Regions from separate parts of the Homo sapiens genome. Here region 2 is linked to region 1. A link is a contact called in ENCODE Hi-C or POLR2A ChIA-PET data. All regions are on one chromosome and are shown on one strand. Each heading gives the region's core, a stretch centred on a gene start or an enhancer-like site at or near the end of the contact. The rest is flanking DNA. Distances are from core to core; before and after follow the strand shown. Region 1 holds the start of GRWD1 (glutamate rich WD repeat containing 1). Region 2 holds the start of ZNF114-AS1 (ZNF114 antisense RNA 1).

What was found. A loop is a pair of places that touch in the nucleus more often than their neighbours do. ChIA-PET counts read pairs that join two places held with the same protein, here RNA polymerase II (POLR2A). Pooled maps may share reads with other maps.
Region 2: a loop to region 1 is called in a map of endothelial cell of umbilical vein, with 5 times the contacts of the local background. The contact joins the promoter of ZNF114-AS1 here to the promoter of GRWD1 in region 1. A Hi-C loop is called at or near these places in 2 of 168 maps with a recorded cell type or tissue (chondrocyte and endothelial cell of umbilical vein), 1 of 37 single-sample maps with no recorded cell type and 9 of 50 pooled maps. POLR2A ChIA-PET finds 5 or more read pairs at or near these places in 1 of 52 experiments (AG04450).

The regions. Positions count from the first base shown.
Region 1 is chr19:48,441,353-48,448,153 of GRCh38, forward strand. It overlaps GRWD1 (glutamate rich WD repeat containing 1), which reads left to right and starts at 4,631. Exons shown (of 7, transcript NM_031485.4): 1 at 4,631-4,840; 2 at 5,033-5,150; 3 at 5,329-5,491. The coding sequence starts at 4,654. It overlaps GRIN2D (glutamate ionotropic receptor NMDA type subunit 2D), which reads left to right. Exons shown (of 14, transcript NM_000836.4): 12 at 417-604; 13 at 798-1,030; 14 at 1,248-3,579. The coding sequence ends at 2,585. RefSeq lists enhancers at 2,518-3,209, 4,382-4,461, 4,622-4,711.
Region 2 is chr19:48,270,221-48,274,116 of GRCh38, forward strand. It overlaps ZNF114-AS1 (ZNF114 antisense RNA 1), which reads right to left and starts at 1,612. Exons shown (of 3, transcript XR_936008.4): 1 at 1,396-1,612; 2 at 1-13. It overlaps ZNF114 (zinc finger protein 114), which reads left to right. Exons shown (of 6, transcript NM_153608.4): 2 at 1,025-1,229; 3 at 1,507-1,608. RefSeq lists enhancers at 1,102-1,608, 1,609-2,114.

The DNA.
Region 1 (6,801 bases), core at 3,381-5,880:
ACTCTGTCTCAAAAAAAAAAAAAAAAAAAAAAAGAAAGAAAAAGTCACAGTTAACACTTCTCCAGCACCTCCTTTGCATGAGGTACTATCTAAGCTTTCCCTATAGTCCCTGCTACTGGGGAGGCTGAGATAGGAGGATCGCTTGAGCCCAGGATTTCTGGTCCAGCCTGGACAACATAGCAAGACCCTGTCTCTTAAACAACATACTTTTGCAACAACTCTGAAGGGAGATACTGCTGCCATGCCCATTTTACTGATGTTGAAACTGAGGCACTGAGAAGTGCAATGATTTGCTCAAGAGCTCAGGGCCAGTTAGGATTTGGAGCAGTTGGAGGTTACAGGTGAGGAGGTTCCAGGCCTGGCGGCCAGGGCATCTAGGTGGGACTGACCCTACCCTCCATTCCCCCTCCCCCCAGGAAGCTGGACGCCTTCATCTACGATGCTGCAGTGCTCAATTACATGGCCCGCAAGGACGAGGGCTGCAAGCTTGTCACCATCGGCTCCGGCAAGGTCTTCGCCACGACAGGCTATGGCATCGCCCTGCACAAGGGCTCCCGCTGGAAGCGGCCCATCGACCTGGCGTTGCTGCAGTTCCTGGGGGATGGTGCGGCTGCACACAGGGATTTCCACAGCGGAGAGGGGGAGGGCGAGGCCCCTGGGTTCCGGGGAAGAAAGGGACAAAGACCCGGACACCAGGGTCTGAGGGAGGAAGGGGCTAAGGGCCTACATTCCCACATCACAGACAAGGGTCCTCAGAGGGTACTCATAGCAGGTGACTTTTGACCGCCCCTCCCTAGATGAGATCGAGATGCTGGAGCGGCTGTGGCTCTCTGGGATCTGCCACAATGACAAAATCGAGGTGATGAGCAGCAAGCTGGACATCGACAACATGGCGGGCGTCTTCTACATGCTCCTGGTGGCCATGGGCCTGTCCCTGCTGGTCTTCGCCTGGGAGCACCTGGTGTACTGGCGCCTGCGGCACTGCCTGGGGCCCACCCACCGCATGGACTTCCTGCTGGCCTTCTCCAGGGTATGGGGCAGAGAGGGAGGCAGAGAGGGGGAGATGGCAGGGGCGGGGACAAAGGTAAAGCCGAGCAGAGACAAGGAGATGTGGGTCGAGATGTGGATAGTGGGGAAGAGAGCGGGAAACACAGGCGGGTAAATGGAGAGGAGAGAGGGACTGAGGGGAGGCGGGCAGGCGTCCTGGGCATCTCGCGCTGACCCCCGTCCTGTCCCCGGACCCGCAGGGCATGTACAGCTGCTGCAGCGCTGAGGCCGCCCCACCGCCCGCCAAGCCCCCGCCGCCGCCACAGCCCCTGCCCAGCCCCGCGTACCCCGCGCCGCGGCCGGCTCCCGGGCCCGCACCTTTCGTGCCCCGCGAGCGCGCCTCAGTGGACCGCTGGCGCCGGACCAAGGGCGCGGGGCCGCCGGGGGGCGCGGGCCTGGCCGACGGCTTCCACCGCTACTACGGCCCCATCGAGCCGCAGGGCCTAGGCCTCGGCCTGGGCGAAGCGCGCGCGGCACCGCGGGGCGCAGCCGGGCGCCCGCTGTCCCCGCCGGCCGCTCAGCCCCCGCAGAAGCCGCCGCCCTCCTATTTCGCCATCGTACGCGACAAGGAGCCAGCCGAGCCCCCCGCCGGCGCCTTCCCCGGCTTCCCGTCGCCGCCCGCGCCCCCCGCCGCCGCGGCCACCGCCGTCGGGCCGCCACTCTGCCGCTTGGCCTTCGAGGACGAGAGCCCGCCGGCGCCCGCGCGGTGGCCGCGCTCGGACCCCGAGAGCCAACCCCTGCTGGGGCCAGGCGCGGGCGGCGCGGGGGGCACGGGGGGCGCAGGCGGAGGAGCCCCGGCCGCTCCGCCCCCGTGCCGCGCCGCGCCGCCCCCGTGCCCTTACCTCGATCTCGAGCCGTCGCCGTCGGACTCGGAGGACTCGGAGAGCCTGGGCGGCGCGTCGCTGGGCGGCCTGGAGCCCTGGTGGTTCGCCGACTTCCCTTACCCGTATGCCGAGCGCCTCGGGCCGCCGCCCGGCCGCTACTGGTCGGTCGACAAGCTCGGGGGCTGGCGCGCCGGGAGCTGGGACTACCTGCCCCCGCGCAGCGGTCCGGCCGCCTGGCACTGTCGGCACTGCGCCAGCCTGGAGCTGCTGCCGCCGCCGCGCCATCTCAGCTGCTCGCACGATGGCCTGGACGGCGGCTGGTGGGCGCCACCGCCTCCACCCTGGGCCGCCGGGCCCCTGCCCCGACGCCGGGCCCGCTGCGGGTGCCCGCGGTCGCACCCGCACCGCCCGCGGGCCTCGCACCGCACGCCCGCCGCCGCCGCGCCCCACCACCACAGGCACCGGCGCGCCGCTGGGGGCTGGGACCTCCCGCCGCCCGCGCCCACCTCGCGCTCGCTCGAGGACCTCAGCTCGTGCCCTCGCGCCGCCCCTGCGCGCAGGCTTACCGGGCCCTCCCGCCACGCTCGCAGGTGTCCGCACGCCGCGCACTGGGGGCCGCCGCTGCCCACAGCTTCCCACCGGAGACACCGGGGCGGGGACCTGGGCACCCGCAGGGGCTCGGCGCACTTCTCTAGCCTCGAGTCCGAGGTATGACGCGGCCCCGGGGGCCCCACCGCCCCCTTGGTCAGCGCAGGCCACGGCCCGAGGGGGCGCCCGCAGTGGACAGGACCCGCGTGGGTTGGGAAGGAAAGCAGTGGAACTGGCCGGACCCCGCCTGGAGCAGCGTCCTGCGCCCCCTGGTTCTGGAGGAACCGCAAGCCGGAGAGGATTTGGTCCCTCAACTATCACCCAGCCTGAGAACGAGGGGGCGGGGGCCTTGGAGCCCACCGGACTTTTTTTTAAACCCGACAAGGGCTTTTTAACGTCACCAGATGGGGCGGGAGGTGGGGGGTTCACGCCACTCCCGCGTCCCACCTCCACGCCCGGGGCCGTGGCCCCCACATCACTGTGCAGCTCCCCGGCCCCAGCCGCGCCTCCGGGGAAGCCCGTTTTTAACCTTTCATCCATTGGGACTCAAAACTGTGAGACGCGTTCGCCAAACTGTGACCCCAGACCTTGGCCCCGCCACACAGAAACCCCTGACCCAGACTGTGACATCCGACTCCTAAAATGGTCATCCGACTCCAGACTGTGACCCCTGACCCCAAACTGTGACCCGAACCCCAGACTGTGCCCCGACCAGACTGTGACCCTTGACATCAAACCGTGACACCCCCTCCTCCTCTTCCACCCTCGGTCGCTTTTCCCTACTCTGACCTAGGACACGTCCCCAACGGAAGCCCCGCCTTCCCTTGCACCGCGATGAACCCAACCTCCCTGAAGCCAAAACTTCCCACCCTGCCGCACCTCCGGACCACCCCACTTGCCACCAAGCACATCCTCTCCAAATCCAACCCTTATTTGCGACCCTTCAGTGATGACCCAGCAGACCTCCAAAAAGCCTCCTCTGCCCAGATCTCCAGCCGGGTCTGGGGCTGGGTTGCGGAGGGGAGGGTCTGGGAGTCCACACTTCTCCACCAACTTCCCTTCCCACTCTCTTATTCCACATTGCAGTGTTTGGAATAAACCATGTTTTTATGCCTCCTCAGTCCAAGCCTAAGCTCCGTATCTGTTAGCCCCCCTCAAATTCTCTGGAGGAAACAGAAACACAAAAGTCCCACAGGGGAAGAGGAGACAGAATTAGAGAGAGAACAGAGACTCTGAAAGGAGGTGCCTGGGGAGACAAAGACCAAGAAAGAGGAGGTGGGAAGAGACCCTGAAAAGAAAGTCGAGAGGGTACTGGGGCAGATAAGAGACCCCAAGAGAGTGGTGAGATAGATCCCGGAGACAAAACATATTAAGATCAAAGGTATGGTTTTATTTCCTATGGCTATAGGTACCAAGGCTTGCTACATTCTCAATATCCTGTTCATGCAAGCTAGGAGAGTGTCTGACATATCCCAGCCAATCCGCATTATCTTGAATGCTGTTAATCTCACCAATGAGAATCTATTTCTAACATTTCATTATGTCAATTAGCCAAACCGCTGGTGCTGATGGGCGATAAAGAGAGACGAAGCACTTGTAATAGCTGCCTCCAGAGGGTGGACTTTCTGATTAAGTGCTCGCTGACCAGAGCTGAAATGTGAATGTCTGGTTAGGCAATTGACTGCCCCTAGAGGGTAGATTGAACCGCCTAACTTACAGATAATATCCATCCTGTCTACAAGAAAGCATTTTTGAAACAAATGAAAGCCATCACAACAGAGAGAGGAAAAGAAACCGGCCTTATGGGTCCTCGGGGAGTAGAAACTCAGTCTCCTTGCCAGTGAAAGAGCAAATTTGCATATATGAATAATTAATTAACTGGAAAGAACGCTCTCGGAATCAAACTGGACAATGGGGAAAACAAGCCTCCCGTAGAACTACAACTCCCAGAAGGCCTTGCCACTACCGCGAGGAACAGCGCCCAAAGTCACGCGAAGATGCAGTTTCTCCGTATCCGCAGGCTTCTTTCGCTGGCGCCATTACCTGAGTTCTCCTCCAGCGTTTCCGCACCCTCTCCGATTAGCGGTCCCAGGAGTTTCCAAGGTAACCGCGCAGTAGGGCGGATCTCATTAGGCGGAAAGCGAAACCCGGAAGTGACGCTCTTACCGGGTGTCAGCAGCGAGAGGGTTCGAAGATGGCGGCGCGCAAGGGTCGGCGGCGCACGTGTGAAACCGGGGAACCCATGGAAGCCGAGTCCGGCGACACAAGTTCCGAGGGCCCGGCCCAGGTCTACCTGCCCGGCCGGGGGCCGCCGCTACGCGAAGGGGAGGAGCTGGTCATGGACGAGGAGGCCTATGTGCTCTACCACCGAGCGCAGACTGGTAGGGCTGAGTCCGGACTCCAGGGTCCTGAGGTGGCTGATCCCGAGCCTTTAACCTGAGAGGTGCTCGGGAAGAGAAGGCTGGGGTCTAAGAGAAGTGATTTCATACCGGAGGCGGTTGATCCATGAGGGAGGTGGGGACTGAGCTCTTACTGTCCCGTCTTAACTCGTAAACCCCGCCTTCCATCCCCAGGCGCCCCCTGTCTCAGCTTTGACATAGTCCGGGATCACCTGGGAGACAACCGGACAGAGCTTCCTCTTACACTTTACTTGTGTGCTGGGACCCAGGCTGAGAGCGCCCAGAGCAACAGGTAAGACCCGAGGCTTTTCCAGGACCAGGAGGCTCAGTTTCCAGCCCCTTCCTCAGCACCCAGGAGTTAGGGCTTCCAGTTTCTGCCTCTCGCAGATCCAGGAGTCTGGGTTTCCAGCCTCTCTCCTTCCTAAGAATCCTGGAATCTAGTGCCTAACTCACCCCACAATTTCTCCCAGACTGATGATGCTTCGGATGCACAATCTGCATGGGACAAAGCCCCCACCCTCAGAGGGCAGTGATGAAGAAGAAGAGGAGGAAGATGAAGAGGATGAAGAAGAGCGGAAACCTCAGCTGGAGCTGGCCATGGTGCCCCACTATGGTGGCATCAACCGAGTTCGGGTAAGTATGGTCCCAGGAGCCTGCTCTGCATACTCTGAAACACATCTGACCCATCCCCTGTGTCCATAACTCCCAACACCTCCTCATGTTCTTTTTTTTTTTTTTTTTTTTGAGACGTAGTCTCGCTCTGTCACCCAGGCTGGAGTGCAGTGGCGCAGCCTCGGCTCACTGCAACCTCTGCCTCCCAAAGTGCTGGGATTACAAGCGTGAGCCACCGTGCCTGGCCCATTTTTTTTTTTTTTTTTTTTGAGATGGAGTCTCGCTCTGTTGTCCAGGCTGGAGTGCAGTGGTGCGATCTTGGCTCACTGCAACCTCCCCTTCCCAGGTTCAAGGGATTCTCCTGCCTCAGCCTCCCAAGTAGCTGGGGCTATAGGCGCCTGCCACCAGGCCCTTCTAATTTTTTGTTTTTTGGTTTTTTTTTGAGATGAAGTCTTGCTCTGTCGCTTAGACTGGAGGGCAATGGCATGATCTCAGCTCACTGCAACCTCTGCCTCCCAGGTTCAAGCGATTCTCCTGCCTCAGCCAAGTAGCTGAGATTACAGGTGCGCGCCACCACGCCCGGCTAATTTTTGTATTCTTAGTAGGGACGGGGTTTCACAATGTTGATCAGGCTGGTGGTGAACTCCTGACCTCGTGATCCGCCTGCCTCGGCTTCCCAAAGTGCTGAGATTACAGGCGTGAGCCACCGCATCTGGCCAATTTTTTGTATTTTTAGTAGAGACAAGGTTTCGCCTTGTTGGCTAGGCTGGTCTCAAACTCCTGACCTCGAGTGATTGATCCGCACGCCTCGGGCACCCAAAGTCATGGGATTACAAGCGTGAGCCACCACACCCGGCCTCCTTCAGTTTTTAGAAAAGTACTTGTCACATAGTTTTATACAATTTAGCTATTATGATCAGTGTCATTACATGTTAGGTACTGTTTTAGATTATGAGGATATGGTTTATGTTCTTCACTTTTCTCTTTGGTAACATAGTGAGTTATAGAACTTATCTGATGGGGCTGGCATGAGGTCAAATGAAATAACATATAGTGCCTAGAATAGCACCTGGTTGTAATATGAGGTATGTATTTTCTGTTACTATTCAGGAACTGTTTTTGGTTGTGGCTGTTTGTTTTGTTTTTGAGTCATGGTTTCACTCCCATTGCCCAGGCTGGAGTGCAGTGGCGTGATCTTGGCTCACTGCAACCTCTGCCTCCCAGGTTCAAGTGATTCTCCTGCCTCAGCCTCCCGAGTAGCTGGGATCACAAGTGCACACCACCATGCCCAGTAATTTTTGTATTTTTAGTAGAAATGGAGTCTCATTATG
Region 2 (3,896 bases), core at 362-2,861, 170 kb before region 1:
TGAGTTTTCATCTCTAAAAAAAAAAAAAATTAAAATTAGCCAGGCATGCCTTGTACGTGCCTGTGGTCCCAGCTACTTGGGAGACTGAAGTGGTAGGATCGCTTGAGGCTGCAGTGAGCCAAGATTGCGCCACTGCACTCCAGCCTGAAGGACAGAGCAAGAACTTGTCTCAGAAAAAAAAAAAGAAAAAAAGAATAAGAAAAGGAAAAAAATAAAAAAGGAAGGAAGGGAGGGAGGGAGGGGCAGAGAGGGAGAGAGGAAGGGGGGAAGGAAGGAAAGAAAGAAAGAAAGAGAAAGGGAGGGAGAGAGAGAAAGGAAAGAAGGGAGGGAGGGAAGAAAGAGAAAGAAAAAAGAAAGAAGAAAGAAAGAAAGAGAAGAAAGAAGGGAGGGAGGAAGGGAGGGAGGGAGAAAAGGAGGAAGGGAGAGAGAGAAAGAAAAAGAAGAAAGAAAGAGAAAAAAGGAAGGAAGGAGGGAGGGAGAGGAAAAGAAAGAAAGAGAAGAAAGAAAGAGAAAAAAGGGAAAGAAAGAAAAGAGAAAAAAGAGAAAGAAAGAAAGAAAGAAAGAAAAGAAAAGAAGGGCCGGGCGCGGTGGCTCACGCCTGTAATCTCAGCACTTTGGGAGGCCGAGGCGGGCGGATCACGAGGTCAGGAGATCGCTGAAACCCTGTCTTTACTAAAAATACAAAAACTTAGCCAGGGTGGTGGCGGGCGCCTGTAGTCCCAGCTACTCGGAGGCTGAGGCGAGAGAATGGCATGAACCCGGGAGGCGGAGGTTGCAGTGAACCGAGATCGCGCCACTGCACTCCAGCCTGGGCGACAGAGCGAGACTCCGTCTCAAAAAAAAAAAAGAAAGAAAGAAAAGAAAGGAAGGAAGGAAGAAAAAAATCATTTCAAGGGTAGGCGACGGGAGCCTTGCGGTTTAGCCGCTAGTCAACGGATGGGGGGGAGTGGTAGCAAAAACATAAAAATGGGGACAAGAGAGAAACTGGAGACTCCCCAACCTGTCTGTTTCCGCCCTTTTACAGTACTGAGGGGAAAAAAAAGCCTTCTTTCCTTGGGAAATGCAGGAAGCCAGCAAGCGGCCGGAGTCTCCGGAGCCCGCAAGGAGGCGCGTTGGCTGCGCAGAGAGCGCGCTTCCCAGCTGGAGAGCCTAGGAACGGTGGCGCGGGCGGAGGCGACAGCGAGGACCCAAGGCTGGGGTTTCCTGCTTGGATCAGGAGTGCCTGGGGAGTAAGTTCTACAGGAAATGTCAATCTACTGGTCGTGGGGGTCAGACTCTGGGGTCGGGTCGATCGGGTCCCGGGGGCGGGGGGTGGGACGGGGGTGGGCAGGCAGGAGTGCGGGCGCTGGGATCCCCTGCCTGCTCGGCTCCCCTCTCCTCCCCCTGGTCCCTTACACCGTCCATTTTGAGGAAGGGGTCAAGAAGCGAGTACAAAATGTCTGGGCAGGACGAATCTCTGTAGTCGGTCCTTCCTGGCGGCCTCGTTAGGTTGATTTATTTCAACAGTTTGATCCCCATCCTGGTGCAGCTCCGAGACGCTCCTGGGCTGCGCGCGCTTTTGGGCTGCGCCACCGACAGAGACATCTGGAAGCCGGAGCTAGTGGAAGAGTAAGTGTGCCTGAGTGTCCGTACTAAGGGCGGGACCGGGCCGGGGCCCAGGGACTTGAGAGTTGCTGTCTGCAAAAGCCTCATTGTCTCTACCCTTCCGGGAGGAAAGGGGAAGGCACGAATGACCCACGTGTTCAGACCCCGAGCGCGCCCTTCACCTTGGCCCAGGGAGAAGGGCGCTTCCCCCATACCGTGCTGCAGCGTTGCGAAAGCGCCTGTCCCCGGGCTTGGGCAGCAGAGATGCCCGCATGCAGCGGTTGCAGGGGTTGTGTTCTTTGCATCCATGAAAGTATTGGAGCTGGCCGGGCGCGGTGGCTCACGCCTGTAATCCCAGCATTTTCGAAGGCCGAGGTGGGCGGATCACCTGAGGTCAGGAGTTCGAGACCAGCCTGGCCAACATGGTGAAACCCCCATCTCCACTAAAAATACCAAAATTAGCTGGCCGTGGTGGCATGCGCCTGTAATCCCAGCTACTCAGGAGGCTGAGGCAGTAGAATCGCTTGAACCCGGGAGGTGGAGGTTGCAGTGAGCCGAAATCGAGCCATTGCACTCCAGCCTGGGCGACAGAGGGAGACTCTGTCTCAAAAAAAAAAATAAATAATAATAATAATAATAATTAGCCGGGCATGGTGGCGGGCGCCTGTGATCCTAGCTACACGGGAGGCTGAGGCAGGAGAATCGCTTGAACCTGGGAGGTGGAGATTGCAGTGAGCCGAGCGCCTGTAATCCTAGCTACTTGGGAGGCTGAGGCAGGAGAATCGCTTCTACCTGGGAGGTGAAGGTTGCAGTGAGCCGAGATCGTGCCACTGCACTCTAGCCTGGGCGACAGAGCAAGACTCTCTCTCAAAAAAAAAAAAAAAAAAAAAAAAAGTATTGGATTGGAGCCTGTTGTGATGAGGGTGAACTGAAAAGTCCTGGGCAGGGCCAGACGTGCAGGATGCACTGGTTTCTTACGAGAAAGAGCTTTTTTTTTTTTTTTTTTTTTGAGAGGGAGTCTCGCTCTGTCACCCAGGCTGGAGCGCTGTGGCGCGATCTCTGCTCACTGCAAGCTCCGCCTCCCGGGTTCACGCCATTCTCCTGCCTCAGCCTCTCAAGTAGCTGGGACTACAGGCGCCCGCCACCGCGCCCGGCTAATTTTTTGTATTTTTAGTAGAGACGGGGTTTCACCGCGTTAGCCAGGATGGTCTCGAGCTCCTGACCTCGTGATCTGCCCGCCTCGGCCTCCCAAAGGGCTGGGATTACAGGCGTGAGCCACAGCGCCTGGCCAGATAAAGAGCTTTGAGGGTTTGAGTTCCGTGTGCTGAACATGGTCTTTTATGGGAACTGAGACCTCAGCAGAGGAAATATATAAAAAGGACAAGCTGCAAGGAGAGTGGTGTGAAGGTGTCAGGATCAAACCCCACGGTCGGAACAAGATGCATTTTTATCACTAATCCGCTCCGGTGAGGTCTGATTTACTGGAACTCAGGGCAAAGGTGGGAATGTGTTTCATCAGCCAGGTATATCTTCGTCATGGACAATCAGGCAAAAGCCAACCTCAGCCTGCTCACCTGAGCTGACTCACAATGATGCGTTGTTTTTCTTTTTCTTTTCTTTTCTGTTTTTTTTTTTTTTAAACTACTGTCCTGAGCTGATGTGTCTGAGGTTACTAGGGTCAGAACCGGCGCTCCAATTGTATTGGGGAAAGGACGGAATTCAGGGAAACTTAAATTGAAATAGGCGGTTTTATCTTCTTAGGTAGGCTTACAGCTGAGATGCGTGTAATGGGGTTATCATCAGGTGTGGCTGTTTCCTTGGGAACTATAAGGTCAAGATAGACGTGGAATGTTGTGTCTCAAAAACTCTTATTTACAGCTCAGCCCCTGAGTTGCACAGGCTTGCTTCTGTGTCAAAGTGACTTGGATCCCCCAGGCAACAGTGGGGCTTTTCTTTTTTTTTTTTTTTTTTGAGACGGAGTCTCGCTCTGTCGCCCAGGCTGGAGTGCAGTGGCGTTATCTCGGCTCACTGCAAGCTCCTCCTCCCGGGTTCTCGCCATTCTCCTGCCTCAGGCTCCCGAGTAGCTGGGACTACAGGCGCCCGCCACCACGCCCGGCTAATTTTTTGTATTTTTAGTAGAGACGGGGTTTCACCGTGTTAGCCGGGATGATCTTGATCTCTTGACCTCGTGATCCGCCCACCTCGGCCTCCCAAGGTGCTGGGATTACAGGCGTGAGCCACCGTGCCTGGCCAATATATATGTATATATATTTTTATACATGTATATATATAAATGCATACACACACACATA